Linked DNA regions of Homo sapiens: region 2 is linked to region 1. Evidence: chromatin loops called from intact Hi-C (ENCODE). Cell type or tissue: ascending aorta. All regions are shown on one strand.

Region 1 (2,500 bases):
AGAATTAAATGAACGTAAATAAAATGAATAGACAAGGCAGAAGCCTCCATGTCAGCTCCCTCTGCCTTCAGATCCTTCTAAGGGATGTGGGTTCTCGGGAGGGGAAATACACAACACGATACAACAGACATTTGACGACCCTTTAGAGGCTGGTTGTGAATCTGACTACCGGAGGGCTTAAAATATGGCAGTAAGAAGAAAGGAGCTCATGGGACCCTGAAGGGAAACGAGAGCGGGGAATTTGTCTCTTTCATCCACAGTCGTTTCAAAGCATGACACTTGCGGTAACAAAATTGCATTGCGAAAGTACTAGTGTGTTATTATCTCCTCTTCAAGACAGGGACACGTAGACAGGGAATGGCCTCTTCCAATACCAACTTCCAAGTAGCACTGCTGATCCTCCACTGAACGATGGGGGAAAAGCTAGCCTGCTTCTGCGACCTTGCATGAAAATGGAGAAAATTCTTGGTTTCAAAATCTTCTCCTGGCTTGAACCGAAAGTTAAAAAGGGACTTTTCGAATTGCACATTGCGCCTGACCTTACCTACCACTAATGAATAATGGATATCGAGGAGCCGTGGAATGGAGGATCACGGCGGCGTACGGAGCACCGGGGAGGAATCGTGGGGTGCGTAGGCGCCGGAGCGCCCGGGTTCGGCCCGGACCGAAGGCTTGCGCGGTGAAGGTGTGGTGTCTGTGCTCCGGGGAAAGGGCTGTCTCCCCGGGGGACTGTTTCGCAGCGAGGCTTGTTTTGCTCGCAGCTGGGCGCTCCCTGGGGAGCGACTGAGCGCAAGGGCGGGCCGGGAGGCGCGAGGCGAGCACGATGCTCCAGGGCCCCAAGGACTCGTGTGCGTGTGCGTGTGCAAAGTGGGGCGGTGCAGGGCGTGTGCACGGCACGGGCGAGACGCGCGCCGGTGCGGGCGCCGGGCGCCGCCGGGCGCAATTACAGCATAAAGCCCGGGCGCCGCGGGGCGCTGGCCCGGAGAACCCACCGGACGCGCAGAACCGGATCGGCACCCCTCCCGCCAGCACCCTAACGCGGAGCCACAGCGCCCAGGGACCGGAGGGCAGGCGGCGGCGGTAAAGGACACCACGCAAGTCTCCACGTAACCCCCCCGAGCAGTGCAAGCTCCCAGGACTGGCGCGCGTCCCGGCCACTCGGAGCGCGCACCGCTCGCACCCCGGCGCGCTCCCCGCGCGGTGCAGGGAACCACAGCGCGGGCGGGTATTAAGGGGAAAGGAGGAGGCGTGGCCTGGCCGAGGAGCCAATGGGCCGGGAGGGGCGCGCGGGGGAGGAGCTCAGGTGCAGAGTGCCGATTGGCCAGTTCGCCCTCCGGTATGCAGATACGGTGGGAGTCACGTGCTAGGGGCCGGGACGACTTCCTGTTGGAGGCCAACGCGGGGCGGGGAAGGGGGCGCGAGCGCCCCGTCTGGCTGAAGCGGGGGGAGGGGGGTTCTTGTCAGTTAGAGCAACAAGATGGCCGCGGTGGCAGCTCCGCACCTCAGCGCGACGGCCCCGGGAGCCGTAGCCGCCGCCGCCGGCCCCGCCGCCGCGCAGTCTTGAGCGCCGCCCGGGCCGCCCCCTGACAGGGCAGTCCCAGCGCCCGCCGCGCTCCCGCCGCCGTCACCGTCGCAGTAGCCGCGGGCCCGCCCGAGCCGGAGGCGGAGGGAGCGGAGCGGCCCCGCGCCCAGCCGTCCGCAGCTGCCACCGCCGCCGCCGCCGCCGCCTAGGACCCGGACCCCGCCGGAGCCGCATCCCGCCGGGCGTGAGGAGGAGGACGCGTCGCGGCGTTGCCGGGGCCGGACCTGGACCTGCCGGGACGCGCCGCCGCCCACTCGCCCGCGCCGCCGCCGCAGCCGCCGCCGCCGCCCGCGCCGGGACCTGAGTCCGTGGCGCCGGCGCTGAGCGGGCCCCCGCCGCCCGCGCACTCCCGAGGCCCTCGGGCGGTTGTTCGTGCCGCCGCCGCCGCCAGGCCCGCGCCACCGGAGCCCCGCGGAGCCGCCGCCGCCGCCGGGGACGGAGCCCAGGTGAGCGCGGCAGTCCGCCCGCTCCTCGCCGCAGCCGCAACTTTGCCGGGAGGTTCGCGGGCCCTTTGTTCGGCCGAGCCGAGCCGGGGCGGGCGCTGGCCCCTAGCGACCCGCGTGCGGCGCCAGGCCCCGGGCCGGCCGGGTTTGAGGGGAGCGGCGGGAAGCGGCCGGGGCCGGGGCGCGTGTGTGCTAGTGTGAGACGGGGCTGTGCAGACGCCCGGTGTGCATCACAATCAAACGGGAGTGGAATGGAGGGCTGAAGATGGATGTGCCCCCTCCCTTTTAAAACTCATGCAGCGGTGAAATTCGGTCCTTTCCGGGCAGCCCCCCGCAGATTTTGCACTGGTGATGGCAGGCGCGAACCCGCCGTGTTTTGGTGCAGGAGCCCGGTGCCGTTGTTTGGGGGAAGAGAAAAACCCGGGGCGTGCTGCGGGTGGGCGGAGAAGGACCCCTGGGCGCTCTGCGGCTCTGA
Region 2 (2,500 bases), 360 kb before region 1:
GGTGCGGGCTCCTGTCCTCGCCCCGCTGGCTGGTCTGAGGTGGCTCACTGAGCTGGGCGTAGCTTGAAGCCTCCCTTGGTCCCCTCCAGTCAAGACTGGATTTTCCCGCCAGCTCCCAGCCACTGTCCTTCCTCCCCAGGAACCTTCCGCTGTGTTTTTTGCAAAGTCAGGCTCTCCTAACTCTCTCTCACACCCCTTCCTGTTCAGGCTCCAACTTTCTCTGCCCAGAAGCCCTTGCTGGCATTGGTGCCTGTGCCAAGCTTGCTCAGTGGGAGGTGGGTTCACAGCCTCTCACCTCCTTCCCTGCTCGCTGTCCACAGGACTGTCCAAGTAAAGGTTCCCCTCAACACCACCCCTTCCCTCAACCCCGTCCCAGGTCACCACTCAGAATGACAGCGCTAACCCTTTCTACCCTGCTCAAATCCCAACCCTCACCTTCTGGGGCTGCCCCTGCCTGCCCAGATCACCTTCTTGCTGAGAAAATGGAAGCGTTAAACTCTCAATCCTCTTCAAAGCTCATTAGCCAGAGAAAGCTACACATCAAATTGATTTTAATTCTCCGGGTTCTGGCTAACGCAATGACTTCAGGCCACAGGCGGGGAGGGCAGGGTTATTTTTTTGAGGCTTGCTGGTGTCTCTCTGCCCTTTCCTTCTGGCTGGCTCATGATTCTTGCAATGTGACAAGCTCTGCGCAGTCCCAGGGCCAGGACGCAGGGCGAGCCTTGTGCTCCCCAGGGGCAGGATGGGGGCGGAGGGATGGAGGAGGTGCTGAGCCCACAGCAGTCTCCCTTCCCAGGGCCCTACCCAGAAGCTGTCCCGCCACTCATAAAGAGCCTGAAAGATGGAAAGGATCTCTCTCTTATTCTTGTAATATACTTTGCCCAGAATTCATGATGAAATACATTTTCTCCAGAACGTTTTATGCAGTTAATGGTGTAAAATCAAACCGACTGTTGTCAGACCATTCTCAGTGCCTCCCCTAACCCCAGTATTTGTGCTGAAGATGGTGGGAACTCAATTTGCCCTTCCAGAATATCGCAGAGCCTGGCCCCAGCCTGAGCAATGGCAGCTCTCCAGGAGCCTGAGGTCTGAATCTGCCTGGTACAGCATCCTGGAGAGCACGTGCAGACACAGAAGTACTGTGTGCCCTGTGAAATAGTGGGCCAGGTAGGCATTCTGTCCCATCTGTCATGTGCTCCCTCTGTGTGGCTGCCCTGGAGGTTCTGAGGAGGCCTGCGGGGAGGCCCTAGGTTGTTCCAAACCACCTCTATAAATAGCCAGCTTCAGGAATTCACTGGGAGCCAGGCTGTTTTTATAGGCTTGTATCTTCGTTTTTCCAGTAATCCAGCTGAGTGCTTCTGGACCCGGGCCCCCACCAGGGAACTGACAACCCCACATCTGCCACAGGCAGAAAACTTGTGGGGGTCAAGGGAAGCTCTTTCTCTGCCATTTAAGAAGGAATAGTGGGGGCCGGGGCTGCCAGCCCGCTTGGCTCACAACTTTTGGACTGTCTGGCATTGTGGCCAGCACGTGACTGTGGTTATTTGGGGCAAGCAGGGGTGCCCAAGTCCAGACACATCTCCTCCCAGGCCTGTCCCTCACTGACACATCTGGTAAGCATGCGACGGAGAGAACACTGTGTAACAGGAACCAACGCTGGGCTGTCCCAGGCATCCTTTATGGAGAAAAACTCTTTCTATGGGATCTGAATGCTTCTGCTCTTAAATAATCAGTGTGAATTTCTTCTAAGCAGCCAGTGACTAGCCAACAGTTCGAGTAGGGCAAAGTCAATGATGGACTGGATTTCATTTCTCATCAGTGGCATGAGGGGGGTGAACCAGGGGGTCTCCAGTCCCACTTAGACTCAATTCCATAACCTCAACCAAGCACCTGAGCACGCCGGGCACCTGGGGAACCGAGGGACTTGGTACCAGGAGTGGGGCCCACAGGGCCCTGTGAGCGTGTGGTCAGGGGTGGGGAGAAGCCACGGAGGTCGAGGCAGGGTTGTGCTCGCTCAGAGAACCAGATGGCCAAAAGTCCCAGGAAAGCTGGTCTCTATCCATGCTCAACACAGCTTTTCCTTGTGAAGGGAGAGGGAGGAAAGGGATTACCGGCGCCGGGGAGAAAGAGCCCAGAGCCCCGAGGGAGGTGTGGACAGAGCACTCATGAAGATGAGGAAGAGGAGCTTGAGCGCAGGGACAGTGCACAGCACAGTCTGCATCAGAGGAGATGTCTGGGGTCAGACAGAGACTGAGGGGCCTGCCCCTTGGGGCCCGGTGGCCAGGACTTGGTGCAAAAGCCCCCGCCCCCCACAGCCTCCCTGCTCCGAGCCCCTGGCCTTGTGCATCTCCTGCTCTCCTTCCTGAACTAGCGTTGACCTCACATCGCAGCTGCCCTTCCCTGGCTTCATTTATTCAGGAGAGATCTATGGACTACCGCCATGAGGCACGCTCACTCTCTGTTCAGACCTGACGGCGGATCCCGAGCCACGGACCCTGGC

What was found. A loop is a pair of places that touch in the nucleus more often than their neighbours do. Peaks named below come from ENCODE experiments on the same cell type or tissue, not always from the same donor. Only the 100,000 strongest peaks of a DNase experiment are listed, where the experiment ranks them.
Region 2: a loop joins it to region 1, with 5 times the contacts of the local background. A loop is called at or near these places in 10 of 110 quality-filtered maps.

The regions. Positions count from the first base shown.
Region 1 is chr17:77,957,241-77,959,740 of GRCh38, forward strand. TNRC6C (trinucleotide repeat containing adaptor 6C) reads left to right here and starts at 1,463. Exons shown (of 23, transcript NM_001142640.2): 1 at 1,463-2,028. RefSeq lists silencers at 1,078-1,127, 1,148-1,607 and enhancers at 1,280-1,839, 1,840-2,398. In ascending aorta, no CTCF peak of the experiment used is centred here; DNase peaks (open chromatin) are centred at 529, 1,341 and 2,238; H3K4me3 peaks cover 2,386 bases; H3K27ac peaks cover 2,140 bases.
Region 2 is chr17:77,601,047-77,603,546 of GRCh38, forward strand. No RefSeq gene overlaps it. Among named protein-coding and RNA genes, the nearest start is that of LINC01987, 130 kb to the right of the region's middle. In ascending aorta, no CTCF peak of the experiment used is centred here; DNase peaks (open chromatin) are centred at 265, 715, 1,245 and 1,555; H3K4me3 peaks cover 1,543 bases; H3K27ac peaks cover 2,500 bases.